Linked DNA regions of Mus musculus: region 2 is linked to region 1. Evidence: chromatin loops called from intact Hi-C (ENCODE). Cell type or tissue: heart. All regions are shown on one strand. Links, peaks and the distances in the headings refer to the core of each region. The heading gives the core; the rest is flanking DNA.

Evidence for each region. Peaks named below come from ENCODE experiments on the same cell type or tissue, not always from the same donor. Only the 100,000 strongest peaks of a DNase experiment are listed, where the experiment ranks them.
Region 2: a loop joins it to region 1, with 2.1 times the contacts of the local background. A loop is called at or near these places in 5 of 42 quality-filtered maps.

The regions. Positions count from the first base shown.
Region 1 is chr4:135,570,827-135,579,940 of GRCm38, reverse strand. It overlaps Grhl3 (grainyhead like transcription factor 3), which reads left to right and starts at 6,309. Exons shown (of 16, transcript NM_001013756.2): 1 at 6,309-6,533. The coding sequence starts at 6,517. Gm30888 (a long non-coding RNA gene) reads right to left here and starts at 6,361. Exons shown (of 3, transcript XR_390832.2): 1 at 6,293-6,361; 2 at 2,085-2,612; 3 at 1-1,280. In heart, for the core only: a CTCF peak has its summit at 4,407; a DNase peak (open chromatin) is centred at 6,420; H3K4me3 peaks cover 1,883 bases; H3K27ac peaks cover 2,057 bases; H3K27me3 peaks cover 5,466 bases.
Region 2 is chr4:135,512,393-135,521,506 of GRCm38, reverse strand. It overlaps Stpg1 (sperm tail PG rich repeat containing 1), which reads right to left. Exons shown (of 9, transcript NM_030189.3): 4 at 6,522-6,623; 5 at 2,065-2,235. Among named protein-coding and RNA genes, the nearest start is that of Stpg1, 21 kb to the right of the region's middle. In heart, for the core only: a CTCF peak has its summit at 4,388 (motif pointing left); no DNase peak of the experiment used is centred there; H3K27ac peaks cover 554 bases.

The DNA.
Region 1 (9,114 bases), core at 481-8,480:
AGGACACAGCCTGGGACTCCGGAACTCCTGCTGGGACCAGACCTTGGCCACTTCCTTTCACTGCAGAGGGTTTGGGTGTGCCGCAAGGCTGTTTGCAGTGATGGTGTTGGAATTAACTGGTTTTCCTGAGTTCACTTTTAGTTGGGAGTGGGCAGTATCTTTCACGGGCACAGACTAGTGATGGACCCAGAGATAGCCAGGGCCCAATACAAGTCCCCAGGAAGAGTGAGATTCAGGGCTCTCCCCCTCCCCCCTTCCCAGGGACCCATGGGGCTAAAATGTCTTTTCAAACAAGCCTGCTCCTTCCGGGATCCTGGCCCCTGTGGGCCCCTCCCTCTGGCTTCCACCTTTTCTAGCCAGTTCCTGCCCACAAGGCAAAGACCCCCCCACCGAATACCTTAGCACTTCTCCTGTTCCCTGCTCAGCTTGGCACAAGCCTGTCTGATTGGCTCCTCTTTAATAACTATAAAATTTCCTTTTTCTTCCTAACAAAAGAAGTCATGTTGACAGATGAATAAAAATAATCAACTATAAACTGCACCTGTTCCTTTTACCTCCGGGGTCCCCAATGCCTTCCTTCTCTTTCTGAGTGGGTTGTGTGGATGGGAACAGACAGACTTAAGAACCATCCTGTAAGCCAAGGCCAAGGCCAAGACAGCTCCGCTCAGGTCTCACGGGGTGAGGTGTGCCCCTCTGGGGCTTCATTCATAGTTGGGAGGGTTGAATGAGGACTTACAGGCTCTGACAACTGTACTGCAGGCCCAGCGACTGGCATCCAAGGTTCAGGGATGTGTTCACAGCACCCTTCTGGATTGCAGCCAGAGCCTGGCTGCACAACTGTTGCCTTCTTCTTCTTCCCCGAGCCTCGCTAAAGAGCACTGGAACAGGCCGATTTGCCAGGACCAGAACTGGAACTCTGATAGGCATCCCTTAGGGTCCTCTGCACCCAGAGGTGATTGCCTCATACCAAATTCCCGGGAATAAAATTGCTTAGCCAAAGGACAGGCTGACAAGGCCCGCGTGGGACCTCTTACTCATGCCAATCCTGGCGGTATGCCTCCTTCGGAGTCCTTATCAAGGATGATCAGGAAAACAGCTGCTTATTTTTGAGGCCACTCACTTTCAAGGGGACACTCTTCAGGGCAACTTTGGACCCTACCCAGTCCAGGAACCAACCGCTAGGCAGGAATGTAGGCAGAGTCGCTGGCGATACTGTTCAGGATCTGTTGTAAAAGGGGCTGGAGGCTGGCCACTCCCATGTCCTGACCCTCCAGAAACACCTAGGTCAAACAAAGGTGGGGGGAGGGGCTCATCCTCTAAGCCTCTGTTTAGGTCTAGTGATGATAGAGAAAAACCACAGCCAACTGGAGGGGGGGGCTCACACTAGACCTCCAGGACCCCCATGGGTCTATGCTGGTATGTGGGGCGATGCTTCATCTAAGAGCCCAGGTTCTTCACTTAGCCAGGGGTTCTTTCTGAATTTCAGCCTACATACCAAATGGGACCAATAACAAATTCTCACCCTGACCCCTGGGAAAGAGCTGGATGCGTAGACTGGGGTGCTGTAAGGATGGCTGGGCATGGATGCTGGGAACTTCACTGTGCACTGACATTGGAACTGGAAGCTAGTTGCTTGGACCCCCTTGCTAAGTGGCGCGCCCACCCACCTACAATGCCTTCCTTAGGTACCAATGTTTTTGCCATTAATCTTTCATTAAGGGCTCATCTAACTTGGGGATGAGATATTAGAGGGAAATTTACAGATGTGAAATCACAGGCCCAGGGTGAAGACTCTGAGATTTGCGAATAAAGGTTCTACCTTCAGAGGTCTTCTCTTGCGGGGGAGGGGAGGGGCGCAATGGCCGGATTGTCCAGGATGTTTAAACGTTTGGTAAATTATACACGTATTTCCATTTGCTGAATTCATTGACCATCTGTTGTGCTGAAACCTGGGGCAAGCGCTGGGTAAGGTTTTTCTTGGTGCTATTCCCACCCCTCTGGAAGCTTACAGCTCCATCAACTCCTTTACACAAAATGTCAACCAATTTGCTAACTTCCATTCTGCCCCACCCCGACCCCCTTACCTGTGAATCCAGTATAGACCAGACAGATTCAAAGGACTGTTTCCGAGGCTCTGGAGGCAGGCAGACCAAAGTCTGGTTCCGTCCCGACACCATGGGGAGAGTCTTAGATGTGACATCACCTCTCTCGGCCTCTGTTAGATCATCTAGATCATAGAGATCAGTTCAAAGGGCTTGAGTGTCACGTGCTTGAGTGACATCAAGCATGAGACCACTGCCTGACCCTACAGAGGCCACTGTTTATCTTCCTATCACCAGATAATGAGGGAACCTCTGCTGGAACCAGACCTTGGCCACTTCCCTTGACTGCAGAGGGCGTGGCTGTGCCCCGATCCTGTTGTCGGTGGTGTTGTTGGAATTAACAGGTTTTTCTGAGTTCACTTTTAGCTGGGAGTGGTCAACATCTCGGTTTAACCATCCTTGATTAAATGAGGGGAAACAGAGTTTCACAGTTGGTGAAAGGTCTTATCCAAGGTTCCAGAAGTCACAGCTCCGGGAAGGCAGACATGGTCTTGCAGGAACCAGGCCCATCTGGGAAAGGAACCCCAGACCCCACTGTTAGGTGAAGATTCTAAGCAAGAGCCACGGAGTGACTAAGTGACAATAACTGCCATTGCTAAATGACGTGCAGGTCTGATATCTCCGCTCACTGCTTAGAGTGAGGATGTCAGCTGACGAGAGTCTTCCCTTTATATGAGCACATGTGTGCACGTCTCTCTGGGCCTAGGTATGTTCTCAAATGTCATCTTTCAGGCTCCGTCCATCTTGGATTTTTTGAGAGAGGGTCCTCAAGGGCATGGACCTCACTGAGTAGGTTAGGCTGAGGAGACAGTGAGCTACAGAGATCTGCCAAGGATCTGCCTTCTCTAGCCCCTAACTCCAGGGGTTTACAAGCATGCACCACCACACCTGGCTTTTTTTTTTTTTTAATGTGGGTTATGGGGATAAACTCCGGCTATGTTTGCACGGCAAGCATTTTACTGACTGAATCATCTCCTTGGCCTTCAGTCTTGTCTCTTTATCTCCACCTCTGCCCTAGGAAGGACAGGAACCCAGTGGCGGTGTAGTCTGTAGGCACTCATTTTGGCTTAATCACTTTCTGGGGTGGGGGTTGGGCGATTGCCAAGGATCAAACCCAAGGCCCACTAAGTCTTTACCACCCAGCTCCGTGCCTGGCCTCGTTCAAAGGTGATGGTGCTGCGGGACTGTGTGGAACCTCTTAGCTTGCATTAGCAAGCTCAACACAGACTACTTGGCGGGGAAGGAGAGTCCAATCTTGCCATTACAGTTGCCACAGAGCACCTCTGTTGGGCATTCTACACTTCAATATCTCCTTATAGGCTAATAGGTATTCCTGAGATCTGGGTAGTCATGGAGACCTGGGATTTTAAGAGGAAGGGCTGTTAGCAAGGCTGTCCCATTGAGTGTTGCTGTGTGGTAAGTGACCCTGGGGGCTGGTGCTTATTCAGCATAGTGGTCCTAAGGGGGTGGGGGGTGTACCACACTCTTCTGCAGGAAGTGAATCGTAAGTGGTCATGTGCAGCACAAAGCGATTCAACTTGTGAGGTTGGAGCATGGTTTTGTACCCAAATACAGATGAGGAAACTGAGGTTGGTCACTGGCCCAACCTTATGGTGCTGATAAGGTGCCCGGGCTGGGACTCAAACCCAGCTCTGTGTCTTCTATCAATACTATGCCCTAACAGGGGTAATTTTACACGGAATAGCAAGCTGTCATTACTTAGTACTGTTAGTGGATCTAATTGTGTTTCATCTGATTGGCTGGTCTATGCTTATAATTTCTTAGAGCAACCAAGAGCTGGGATGTCCATGCAAGGGCAGTGATGCCAGCCTCCCCTGGCCCTGGGCTGCATCATACCCCCAAGGACTAGGAAAGGCAGGCAGCCAGACTTGGGCAATATCACTTCAAAATCTTGGCCTCTTTGAGCTGTGGTGGCAAAGGTCTGTGTTGGCCTTGTCACATGGCTGGGAGGACTCCCGGAACCCTGCACACCTGCTCCTTGCATCCGTGGTACCTATCGGGGCACCTTCTGGAGGCTTCCTGTGTAAGGAGTCACAGAGACCCTCTGATGATCTCTAACAATGGCTGTGAGCACAGAGCCAGGACCCAGAGAGGGAGAGGACCCGTTTATAAAGCCCAGCGAGCACAGACATGCCACCCGAAATCCCAGTGTCTCCCCCCACCCCCCCACAAGCTCAGCAAGCATGAGTCACACCACATCCATTGCAACACGGCTGACAGAAACTCTCCAGCCTTTCATGAGGTGAGTTAGTCAGGGAGAAGACTACAAAGAGAAGTGTGCCATCCTTTGGGCTGCCGCGGGCCTGCAGTTCTTCTCAGCACCGTGACTGCTGTAAGCGATCGCTCAGAGCCAGTCACTGCTCACATTGCCGCTGCCTTCAGCTATAGTGAGTGATCTGCATCCCGGTCCCCTCATCTCACGGGATGATAGCAAAGTGCCTGACTCACTTTGGGTATTGACATGATGCATAAAGAAGGCTTGGCACGATACCTGATCTACGCAACATTCACAGCACCTACTGGGAGCCAGACACCTAAGCCAGTGCTGGAGAGTAACCAAGGCAGACAAGGCCTCTTGCTCCTACGGAACTCACGTTCCAGAGGGAAGGGAGATAGACACCTGATGATGTGAGAAAATCCGGAAGGGCTTTGCAGGGAACAGAATAAAGCCATGTGAAACCTGAGGGCTGGATGTCTGTTCTCACAAGCATTACTGGAGAGAGAGCTAGCCGTGTTAGCAATCACCATGGTCCTTAGCTAACCTCAGGGCTCCTTAGGGGTAGCCCTCAAACAGATTCCAATGGGAAAGGACTCCGATCAGTCTTCAAGCCCGGTAGCCCATCCTAAGCAGGCCCTCCTGAGTTATCAGATAGGGCTTCTCAGGGTAAAGTCACCTTTCCTCCAGAGGAACGCTCAAGGTGAGGTACCCAGGAAGAATGAGCAATGAACTGGGGGTGGAGTGGGGGGGGATGGTTGGGAGAGTGGGGGATGGGGAGAGTGGGCATGGGGGCGGGGCTGAGGGTATTGGTAAAAGAGTAAGCATGAGATTCCAAGATTCGCAGCTTAGATCTCTTTTCCTATGAACCCCATGGAAGCTCTCTGTTTCTGCTGGTACTTGTGGGCATTTGGGGATGACCACCCTAGGTTGTTCATAGCCCATCCCCCACCATCCCCTCGCCTAAGAGGCATCTCCTGAGTGCCTAGCACAGAGCACTTACAGTGTACTGGCCAGCTAAGACTCCTGAGGCAACCACCTTCAACTTTTCCATCCTTTCTGGGCTGGCCAGAGGCATGTGGTCTGCCCACATCCCGTTCAGATTGGCATCGCACAAGATGAAAGGCTGCCCTGCCCTAATTCCCTGATTCCCCACCCCATCTCTCTCTCTCTCTCTCTCTCTCTCTCTCTCTCTCTCTCACACACACACACACACACACACACACACTCATGCACATTGGGGGAGGGGGGGCTCCTCCTGAATAGAAACCAGCATTTTCTTTCCCCGCTATTGCCCCAGAACCCAGAGCGAGGAGACCTTGCACACTCGGTACTTAGTAAATGTCCCCTGTCAACTGAGGCCACCAACTTCAACTCAAGGAGTAGCTAGTCTCCCAGATGACTGAACGGGTCTCTGACACTGGCTCTCACCCTTAGGCAAGGCACCCTGCCTCTCCAACCTACATTTCCTCGATCACCTGTAGAGGGCATGGGGTTGGTTGGGGTGGAAGGGAGAGTTGACAGAAAGTCCTTCCTAGCTGGTTACTGGGAGAATAGGAAGAAATCACTTAGCTAACAAGACTAGAACCTGTGGTGTTTGTTACCCGAAGGGGAAAGTTCTGGAGAAAAGAGAGGGGACTCACAGAGAGCTACCTGCTCTCTTCCGTGAAATTTTCCGGGTAGAGAAGGTGACTATAAAGAGATATGGTGTCTGTGGGGAGATGTTTGTGGGATCCAGGATCCGAGCGATGAGATGGACAGAGATTTCCCTTTGAGCCAAGTACCTGTCTGTATTTTTCCTCTAGTTCTCCCGTTCCTTCCCAACGTTTGTCTCCTCCCTTTTCCCTCGTCTCCACCCCCTCACCCCCTCAGCTAAGAAGGAATTGGCCGGCTCCACCCAGTCAGCCCCCCGGAGCTCCGCCCCTGCTGGTGGGCCAAAAGTTAACATCTGCACCTGCTGTGGTCTAGCTGCAGTCGGCACCTGTGCTTCCAGCCAATCAGCGCCACCGCAGCCGGGGACCGCTGTCAGCAAAATCTCAACATCCAAAGCGCAACGTAGAGCAAACGCTTCCCCGGGCAGGAAGGGAATGTCTGTGTCAGAGGAGAATTAAGAGACGAGTGGTCAGCAGCGCCTGCGAGCCAACCAGAGACGGATCGCTGGAACCTCGGAGAAGGAAGATGTCGAATGAACTTGAGTGAGTAAAGCCACGGATGTCTGGCCTCCCGGCCTCCCCAGCACACCGAGGCTGGCTGGGATTCCCTGCAGAGGGAAGAGCAAGGGAGGCCGGGCGCCCGGATTCACACGGCAATTTGTAAGGGTGAATGAATGGGCTGACGATCCTGCCTTAGCGTGTTGAGGCACGTTCAGCTCTCTATCTAGAGCTGACTGTTTCCCTGGGAAAATAGTTTTTCTTTCTCTCTGTGCTGAGCAGTTTCGAGGAAGGCAAACACCCGGGCTGCCTGAAACCGTGAATCTTGGCATCGCTTTTTGATACTCTGGAGGTGCCTTGGAAATCAGAGACACTCCCGCCCCAGGGAAGCTTTCTCTCCTCTTGCCAAAGGGAACGTCTTGGAGGTGGTTCTCAGAGCTGTCTTATGCAAAGAGTTGAGTTTCTCTAAAGGTCCTTTATGTTGAGTTGGAACAGTCCCAAGCGATCTGGCTACTATAGTGTAATGGCTGTATACATGGGCTCTGTAGTGGCTTTCCTTAGGTTCAAACCCAGGCTCCGTCTCTCCTCCGCTGTTCATTCTTAAAAAGTCGTTGGACTTATCTGAGCTTCATTTTCCTGATTTGGAAATTTGGAACAAGAGAACTTTGTAGAGTTCTTAGGTGTGCTGAAAGCTGTAAAAATGCTTACCAAAGAGAAAGGGGTCTGAAGTTGCGTTCAATAAATTGTGGTCAGTTTTATCCAGAGGCAGTGCTAACGCTGGGGAAGCCGAGGACTAGATTTTGGTGAGGTCATCTGTGTTGTCTGGCGAGAGGCAGGTGCATTCCTGCCCACATCTGGGATCTAGAATCCCTTGACTGGCTGACGCTGACCTCACTCTCAGCCTCAGTATCAGGTACAGATGTTGGAGAAGACAGAAGTCGAGGGTGTGAGTCGCTTTAAGTTGTGGGCAAGGAGCTAGCAGGAAAGAAACAGACTTCCCCTTTCTCCCCTCTTTAGCAGTGACCCTCTTGTTGTTTCCTCCCCTTCTCTGTCTCTCTCTTTGGAGCTTTTCCTCAGCAGGTTAAGAACTCAAACGCTTGCAGGCAGAATTGATGGGTCCTAACTGCAGACAGGAACCCATGTACCGGCTAGCTCTGGGGTGTGTCCGGCTTGAACAGCCACATCTACTGTCCAACCACTATGGTTACAAGCATCAGGTTTCTTTTTTAATAGATTCTCAGGACACTGTTTTGACAGTTGAACCCCAATTAAAGTAAAAATAGAAACACAGTGTTAGGGCCCAGATTCAAGCCCCAACCCCTGAACTTATTATCTGAGTGACCCAAGCCTGCATCTCCTGGACTGTGCGTGCTGTGACCAAGTGGCAGTCCTTACAGGGTTCAGTTTTATGACAGTGATTGATTTAAAGCCTGTTAGGGAACATGCTAATAATGCCTTTCTCCCTTTGTGGAGACATTAATAATTGGGCATTTCTGAAGCTTTCTTGCTTTTTATTTTTCTATGCTTTACACACACACACACACACACACACACACACACACACACACACTTGAGACACACGTCTCCAGCACACTCACGCATGCCAATTACAGCTGCCTGCGGAGGCTGCAGAGAGAATCTTTTCAGGTTTCTCCTCAGGGGCTATGGAGAAGCTGGCTTACGGAACAGGTTTTCTGCTAGTGTCCTGAATGGTTTGGGTTGGAAGTCGGATGGGCTGACAGAAGAGGCTTCTCCGTTCAGGAAAGCCTGTGCCTGCTGAGTAATGCAGGTCAACTTTGAAGCTACCATTGGAGATTACAGTGATTGACCTGGGGGCTCAGCCACTCTGAGAACTGGGGAGTCTGAGGTTGCCTGTGAGTGTGTGTGTGTGTGTGTGTGTGTGTGTGTGTGTGTGTGTGAGAGAGAGAGAGAGAGAGAGAGAGAGAGAGAGAGAGAACATGTTGTGGGCATGCTTGAGTGTGTGTGCACACACACGTATATGTGTATGGGTGTGTCTGTGTGTGTTCGAGTGTGTTGTAAGTGCCTGTGGAGTCATAGGTTTGAGAGGTCCTGATGCCAACAAGTGCCTGTGAGTGTGTGTGTGTGGATGTGTGTTTTAAGCTGCTGCTGCTGCTGCTGCTGCTGTTGTGGCCTTGTTCTTACTGTGACCTTGGCTGGAATATCCTACTAGGACAAGCAGACATCTCCAGCCCTCAGAGAATAAACAACTTGTCAGCCCTGGGGCATTAGTGAAAAGTCAGGTCCGCATCTGCTTCAAATCAAACTGAGTGAGTCTGCCCTTGCTGACTCTCGGCTTTCTCCTGAGTGAAGTGTCCACTAAGAACCCACCTACCTGACAGGGAAACACTGAGCTGTGGTGGCAGACCACCTCCCCACCCCACCCCAGCGCGGTCCTAGGCCTCCACAGGGAGGTGGCCCTGGAAAGGCTGGCCAATGTAAGTCAGAAACCAGCTCCAGGCAGCTGGTGGGTGGTGAGCACCTGGCCTTTCATGTGGTCAGACCCAGCGCCTGGCACCTCTGTCAGCCACCCTGCTTCCAGCCCACAGCCTAGCAGTACCCAGTGGCGGGGGCTGGCTGCAAGGGTTCCTGGAGCGCTAGCTTCGGA
Region 2 (9,114 bases), core at 526-8,525, 58 kb after region 1:
TCTCAGTCTCTCTGTCTCTCCTCTCTGTCTCTCTCTCTGCATATGTGTATGTGGTGTTCCTGTATATGTACGAGTGTGTGGAAACACTAAGCTGGGAAACTGAAGGCAGGTATACCTCCACACTCTCCCCATACACATCTTAGCATCTCCTACTGTGAGCCGGAATCAGGCGATCCATTAAATACAGTGTTCTGTGAGGAATGAATGCAAGGACTTTGTGATTGGAGGTCCAGCTGACTCCGCCCATGCAAACCCCTGCTGCCACCATCACGTGGTCATCATTAGGGTCCAGCTATTCCAGGGGAACATTCTAGAACAGCATGACCAAGAGAGTATCCACAATCAGCCCTGGAAACTTGACTGATCCAAACTTAAGGCAGGCTGCATAGAGCAGATACACACCAGACTGCAAAGACTCCCCTCGAGATGGCTCATTAGTAATCGCCTATCATCTCTGTGTGATTGGTGTCAAAACAAGGACATCTTGGATCTGCTGGGTTAAGTGAGCTATATTACCAAGTTAACTTCACCTGTTCCTTTTTAGCTCTGTACACTGCTACTAGAAATTTCTAAATGACCCAGCTGTCCTCCATCAATTTGCTACTGCCAAGTCCTAACCTGGTAGTTCCCCTCTCCCTGCTGCCGCCCTGTCCTCCGCTCTGCGCATTTTACAGTTGACCAGCTTACTCACACAGAGTGGGCAGAAGCCATGTGGATAATGGTGACTTACAGACCGTCTTTCAAGAGAGGCCCTCGAGAATGAGGTATCTGAGAGCAGGCTTTTGAAAAGCAGCCCTTCGCCAAGTTCACCAGAATTCTGTGTGGGCCACACCCTGACTTCAGAGCTTTCGCATGGGTTTGTGGTCTGCCTGACTTTCCCCCACAGCCTCCCAAGACAAACGTCATTGATTTTATTTTACCGTTGTGGCGCCACAGACCCCATGACTAACCAAGGACAGCTCCCCCGCTCCCCTGAGGGCTATTGCGCAGGCCTTTGTGCCAGGTGCTGCTCTCATTCCTTAACCTAGGTTCTCCTACTGAGTATCTTCATCAAATCTGGTAGACAAACACATATACCCCCCCATTCTACAGATCAACAAACTGAGTCTTGAAAAGACTGGTGGAGCATAGGCAAGGCATAGATAGTGGCAAAATGGAGACCTGAGCCCAAACTTCCTTCAGGTACCCTTTCCCACTCACCCTATTCTGCCTAGAGCACCAATGTTAGCACATACACTGGAGCTTGTGTGCACGTCAACACACTTAGATACTTGCTCCCTCACACACATTTGAGTTCACATGTAAATACACACACACACACACACACACACACACACACACACACCATTCCAGACACCTTTCATTTCAACACTGAGGAGACAGAGACAGGTAGAGATCTCTGCTCATTCGAGGCCAGCCTTGACTACACAGCAAGTTCCAGGACAGTGAAAGTTACATAGTGAGATCTTGTCTCACAACCAAAGCCAGCAGCATCCGGAACATTGGCAACTTTCAGATAATAAAAAGAAGCTGGGTTTTATCTTATCAGATTCTAAAAAGTAAAGGAATAATGTCGGTGGCTGAAGCAGTACGTATGTATATACCTGCTATGCCAGGGGACAATCGCGTCCCTGACACACTAGTCTACACAGGGGTGAGTGGGAGAAGCGGGCTTCTTGAAGCCCCTGCCACCCACCATCGTTACCTACGATTCAGATTCTTGCAACCACGGTCACCCCGCCCCTGCCCCAGCATGCTCATAAATGCTCACTGTCTGACCTCCGGTGTTAAAATCCTGTTTCCCCGGGCTGGTGAGATGGCTCAGTGGGTAAGAGCACCCGACTGCTCTTCCGAAGGTCCAGAGTTCAAATCCCAGCAACCACATGGTGGTTCACAACCATCTGTAACAAGATCTGACGCCCTCTTCTGGAGTGTCTGACAGCTACAGTGTACTTACAATAAAAAAAAAAAAATCCTGTTTCCCCATGCCTTGAGCCCCTCCCTGCCCCGTTGGCAGCCCACCCTCTCCACACAGACACTGGACAAGGGCAGCGGTGACCTTACATTGTAATGGTTTGGGGCAGGGGTTTCAGATTTTTCCACTTTCATGAAGCTTGGCAGCTGGAACATGCTGGAACAGGAATTGCTGAAGTCCTTCTTGGAAGCCAAGTCTGACCGGATGGTATACGCGTTGGCAGCGGGATTTTTAGAAATGATGGGGCCCAGCCGGGCACACTGAGGAAGAGGAGGAGGATTAGCATTGCCAATCGACCCAGGGGCCGGGAAAGACAGGTCAAAAGCAAAGGTCCCTGACCATTGTTATTTGCTTGTTGGTTTGCTTGTTTGTCTGATTATTTGTTGATACAGGGCCTCAGTCTGTAGCCCAAGTCGACCTAGAGCTCACTGTATATAGCTCAGGCTAGCTTCAGCCTTACATAGGCTAGCCTCAGCCTTGGAGCCTTCCTGCTGCCTCGCTTTGGGAGTGCCGGGGTGTGGGGCACTAGCCACCATGCCCAGCTTACAAGCATGTTTTTCCTTAAGAGGCGAGACCGTAGCAGGTGCCAGGGGTAATCAGACCTCGAGCTTTGAGGGCTCAATCTTGGGAAATGCAAGTTCAGACCTGTTCCAACTTCTGTAAACTAACTCAAAGTATTCGTCACCTGTTTGGGACCTGGAGAGAGTGACTTTCCTGGCGTCACATTTTCACAGTGTCCTGTGCCCCACCACTACGCCCGCCTCATCAGCTGTGGGGTGACTCCCGAGACAGGAAAGGTAAGACTGCTCTCCATGGCGTTCTCATGGAGCTGCTTCAGGGAGGGACAGGGAGGCTCAGAGAAGGCCGCTTGCTCACGCCTCCTCTCCCTACTGTGTTCTTGCCGGGTTTAGTGGCACACACGTGTGGTTCAGGATTCAGGAGGCAGAGACAGGGTGACTGCAAATTTGAGGCCAGCCTGAGCTACACAGTGAGACACTGTCTCAAAAATAATAAATAAATAATTATCACCCAGACCAACAGCAAATAAACAGCAATAAAACCCTAAAAGACCTATGCTTCAACAGAACCGATCCCATCCCTTCCGGGAGAGCACAATAAAGTATTTTCAGTTCAAAAACAAACACAATTCGTGTTTGCCAAATGAATGGGGGCAAAAGTCACAGAAACTCGATGATAACATCTCTTTGCCCTATGACAGCGTGGCTGGTATTAGAGTCTGATAAAACAAGAGCGTTCCCATGGCTTTACAGTGAAAGGCTCGGGAACACTGCCGTGGGGATTCTCCATTCCGTGGAGGTTAATAGCCACATACACACAGGGGAGAGGGCTCGTGGGGGTGGCTCTCCACGGTGGTATGAGGGTAGGAGTTTCGGCAGAAGCCAGGCTGTGCTAGTCTGATTCTAACCCGGGTTCAAACCCAAGCTCTGGTTGCGGCGCTCCCCAGTGTTCTCAGCAGCAAAGACTAAACCTGCAGCAGCCTTTGGTTTTTGGCCAATCCTTTACCAAGAAATTCAACTCTGCTAGTAAAGTGGTGTGGGACCGACATGTTCGTTCAGCCAGGCAGTCTTGCCTCCATCTGGTGACCAAGATCAGCCATGGCGTCCAAAAGAGAGATCAGCGGGCTCTGCCCTAGAGAAATTGCGAGCGTTTCTTTCCCATCCTGGTGTCTTTCTTGCCTTCAGAGATTTATTGCTTTTATGTTTGGGGGCTGGGGTGGGGTGTTCTAGAAACTTTCCAGTGACACCGAGTTCGCTGAGGTACCATAACAGGATTAGTGTTGGCAACACCCACTCCCCTGCATTTCTCTGTCAGGCCTGTGGTCTCCACTCGACCCCATGCTGCCACTGGAGAACTTCTCCCAACACATATGAAATCCACTGTGCAGTGGCAACCCAGAAAGGCCACCAAAGTCCCCACCCATCTGCCTCATTTAGCTTCCTGGTTGTAGAAGATTCTAGAATAAAAACTCGGAATGCCTTAGTGAGGTGGGTGCTTTATATCATTTGAACTTTGAGGGGTGACAAAAGGTTGGGTGTTGTCCCCATGACAGTCATGAGGAAGTGTGTCGCGTTTATAAGCCCACGGACATTTCGGGGTGGCCTCACCCTGAACACATTCCTCCTGGGCTCTTATGATCTCCCTCTGAGGCGGGAGGCTTGAATTCCCTGAGTCTCCGGATCCGGAAGTGGGGGAAAGGCTCTCTGTCTCTCATTGAGGTTGGACAATGTGGGCTGCAGCCAGGTATTACAAACCCTTAGGACCCCCGTCCCAAGGAACTCACACATTTACAAGTGTAAGGCTGGGGCTCAGACATCCTAGCACTTCAGGAGAGGGCCTGGACTCTATTCCTGGCACCCACATCAAGCATCCAGTTTCTAGGGACCTGGTGCCCTCTGCTGGCCTCTGCAGGTATCTGCAACTCCTTTGTGCCTTAGCTTCTCCGTCCCTCCCCCGACTCAACACACATAGTTAAAAACAAGCCTTGTATTTAAAACAAGAAATATAAAGCTGAATCTTAGGGCCAGCGAAGGGAGAGACGTCCCCCCTCTCCTTTCTTCTGGGTCATTTTTTTTTAAAGAGGTGAAAGACCTGATTGGATTGTGTAACACTCTGATCTACCAGGGCCTTCTCTCTTGGGTGAAGAGTTAGTTAAACCACTCAAAAGTCATGGCCAGTGAAGCCTGGCAGCGTCCTGATCCACTGGGCACTAATCCAGACCCTTCATGGTAGGGTAGTAGTGTACAGTCGGCCAGAGGAGTTCTCAGAGAGAAGCCAGGCGCTTTGGGCAGTCTGAAGGGTGACTCTGGTACTGACAGAGCTAGCTAGCTCCTGCTTGTTTACACTGCTCAGCAATTTCAAAGTCTTTCTCACTGCAATTCGCTCAGAGCCTCCAGGGAGTCTCTGAGGCAACTGGTATGTTGAAGGGTGGCGTGCTTGAGGTCACATTCAGGCTCCACGGCTGAGTCAGGATTAGGTCCCCAGGCCTGTGGCCAATGCTGGGGCATTGTGACGTGGCACCTGGATGGTTGCTTTGGGGTCTTTCTCCTGACGCGGAGCTAAAGACCTGGCTATCCTGTGACTTTGCTGAGGGCTCCGAGACCATGAGCCTTCACTCCAAAGTCAGTTTGCTCCTGAAAATTCCCCACTGCAAACCAACCCAACCCCCAGCAAGAGGTGGCCGCGTTTGGTGGGCCCTAAATGGTCCCTTTGTGTGAGATTAATAAGAAAATGATCCCTGGTGTCAGGCATTGTATCCATCTATGTAAGAACTGTCCCAGCCTTTACAGGGACAGGCAGGCACACGCATTCTATTGATGTTAGTCTCTGACCCTGCTTTTCGCCGACGCTGCTCCACCTCAGGCAACGTTGCTCTGGCTTGGCTCTTTCCCGCCCTTGCTTCCCTTAAGGCTGAGGCTGTAGCTTAGTGGTAAGAGCCTTGAGTGCCATCCTCTGCTTACACACCAAAACAGAAGGCAGAAGAACACAGTCTTCACTCACGTCTGCTCAGGGTCAGGGCTGTTGCATTTCTATGCTTGACTGCAAGAGTCCTCGACAAAGATGGAGTCCCAGGAAGGAACAGGAAGATTCCCGTGTCTCAGGCCCCATGTGTGTGTGCTCTCTTCCCCCAATTTCTCTCTCTCTCTCTCTCTCTCTCTCTCTCTCTCTCTCTCTCTCTCGGACTGTGTGTTCTCCCTCTGTCTCTGTGTGTGTGTGTCTCTGTCTCTCTCTGTGTATGTCTGTCTGTCTCCCTTGTTCTGTGTATCTGCCTGTCACTGTGTGTCTGTTTCTGTCTCTCTGTGTGTACATGTGTGTGTGCACGTGTCTGTCTGTCTTTCTGTGTGTCTCTGTTTCTCTGTCTCTCTCTTTACTGCCTCTCTGTCACTGTGTCTGTCTGTCTGTCTGTCTCTATCTCTGTCTCTCTGTGTGCATGTGTGTGTGTGCATGTGTCTGTCTGTCTGTCTTTCTGTGTGTCTCTCTGTTTCTCTGTCTCTCTCCTTACTGTGAGGGAGTAATATCTATGCCCTGAGTCCAGTGTAGAGAATGTGGAGGTCAGAGGTCAGCTCTCTCCTACCACGTGGATCTCAGCAATCCAGCTCTGGCCATTGGCTTTGGCAGAGCCATCTAATTGTACTCCTAGGGTTGTTTGTATTTTGTTTTTTGTTTTTTTTTCATCCAAATTCCCAATGATTTGAACAACCCAGTTATATGAAGCAAGTGTTAAAAATCATTTTCCTTTCAGGGAAAGCCACAGCAGTTTTCCCGGCATGCCTCAAAGCCTCGGGAAGACACCTGCTTCTTTCGATGGACAACTAAGGCCTAGTTTTTCTTCCTACCTCGTCCACACGCATCCATGGAGACGACCGGCGTAAGGTCACAGGGTCAGATTTACCTTTGTGAAATCACAGGAAGTGGCTGCTGTCTTAATCAGGACAGGGGTGGTTGGAGAGAAAGGACAGCTGCCCAACGTGTCATTATGCAGTGAACAGGGGAAATTACTGACCGGTCAACGCCCCGGGGCTCTCACCGTGGAGGGAAAAGTGCACGTTCCTCTCTTGGAAAGAGAGGCACTGCTGAACACTGGAGACTGGTGGATGACATTGTAGAACCCAGGGCCCGGGACGTCATCCTGAGAAGGACAAGAATGCAGTGTCACTGGGCACGGCAACTTCAGCATGCTTTTCCACCAGTCTTCCATCCATTAGCGCTAAGCCTCCCTCTAATCCTACAAGCAGGCTCCACCATAACAGAAGTGACAGCCTGGCTTCGAAGTTCCCTCACTTGCCCAATCTCTACCTCAGTGACCAATGGGAGGGGCCGGAGTTCTAACTCAGGCCGGGTCTCCCAAAGCCCTTGCTCTTTCCACAGAGGTGCCATCCTGAGTTCGACGGCAACAGTGCTTTGGGGAGATTTTGGTTTTCGTGTCATTAGGGAAATGTACTGGTGTGCATGTCAGCCTTCTCGGACTGGGGCAGCCAAGCCTGAGGTGAGGGGAGGGTGACCGATTTTACGGTAACCACACCCCACCTGACTCAGCTTCCTCCTGAGGCCTCTAAGAAGGGAAATTGGGGAGTGTTTCTGTTTATAAAGCAAAAGGAAACAAAAACAATCTTCATTCCAGACGAGGCCATCTTGAACTTGGAGACAAAATGAGGCACCCATGGGGCCCGAGGGTAGCTTGAAGTTGGGGTATTGGGGAGCAGGCAGCAGAAGCTGTGCTCGGAGCCAGCACAAGCTACGTGAGCTTCCAGAAGCTTCCAGCTCCTTTCTGGTGCTCGTTACTAAGGGGATAGCAGTGTTGTCAAAAGCCTGGGGAACAGGTGACAAGAAAAGAGGAGATGCTTCATCGTCGCACAGGGCTTCCTGGTCCTGCCCGCTGCTGGGAGCTGTTCAAGGCTAATCTCATTTTCACCACCACCCAACAAGGAAGGGATTACAGTCCCTGTTTCACCAAGGAGGCACATGCAGATGAACTTGTCCAAAGTCCAAATGCTGACTACACGGCGAGTGCTCTCGGAAGTGGGCCTGTCACCAAAGCTACCTAAAAAACCAGAAGCCAGCCATGTGGGGGCCACAGCAGCAAGCAGTAAGCCCTGAGTGCAGAGTTTGCTAGTGCCACTCTGTAAAGCCAAAGACATCCTAACTCTCCTGTCCTGGCTGCTTCATCCAGGCAGGGAGCTTGATGGACCACTGGTGCCTTCCAGAACTTTCCAATCTGAAAAGTGGGGAGAGAGTGACTGGAGTTGACTATAAAGAAGAGAGGCAAAGTTGTTGTTAGCAAGATCTTAGAACAGATGTGTGGCACACTCACACACCACAAACACATATAAACAAACAGATACACTCACACACACATGTACATAGATATATACTCACACACATACACACATACTACACACATACACTCACACACATATGTACATATATATATACTCACACACACACCACATACACACAGGTGACACACACAGGTGAGACATACACAACTCACATACACACTGACACACACATATACACACCCCACACACACAGGTGAGACACACACAGGCGAGACACACACACAAGTGAGACATACACACACATATACTCATACACACATATACATACACACATTCATACCACACACACACACACACACACACACACACACACACACGGTAGGTAGTGAGAAGAAGAGCAGAGGGCTCAGCCTCCCAGGCCAAGAATCAGGAGCAAGATACTGCAGGCAGGTCAGTTTCCCAGGGCGCAGTTTGCACACTTTTCCCCAGTAGCACACTGAGACATTACAATGACCGGCTCACTGAGAAGACAGGATCAAAAGGGAGATAGATGTCCTAATGTTGCACAACGGGCAAAGACCTAGCCAGACTCGGGATAGAGTCTTCCAACCACGGACACCAACTGCCTCTCAGATGAGACTGAGAGGATAAGGAAACGCCCGTCCCCAGGGTTGTAAATTGGAAAGTCTGTTCTCAGTGCTGCTCAGCTCCACCATCTTCAGTGAGTCTCCTCACTGGGCCTTAGTCTCCTTATCTGCAAACCTGAGGTGCTGGGATCCTAGTGAGGTTCCAGGTCCCCATCTGCAGCAGGAGTTGTAGTGTCACTAGTCATAGCGCTGATGCATGAAAACGCTTTGCCTGCTTGTATGGATGTGGAACACGTGTGTGCCTGCATGCCCATGGAGGCCAGAGGAAGGAATTGGATCCTCTGGGACTGGAGTTATAAACAGTTGTGAGCTGCCAGGTAGACGCTAGGAATTGAACCCAGGTCCTCTGCAAGAGCAATCGCTCTAACTGCTAAACTATCTCTCCAGCCCCTGATATATGACCTCACAGGTGCAAGTGGGCAGGGAAGACACCTCTCTCTCTCCTCTCTCTCTCTCTCTCCTCTCTCTCTCTCTCTCACTCTCTCTCTCTCTCTCTCTCTCTCTCTCTCTCTCTCTCTCTCTCTCTCTCGCTCTCTCTCTCGCTCTCCTCTCTCTCTCCTCTCGCTCCTGGTCTCTCTGCACACAGCCACTGCTCTGTCTCCACCTACCCAGTTAAATTAGAATCACAAACAACAACTAGCTGTTTTTGCTTAAGTATAGCCCATGAAGTATTTGGGACATTCTTGTGCTAAAA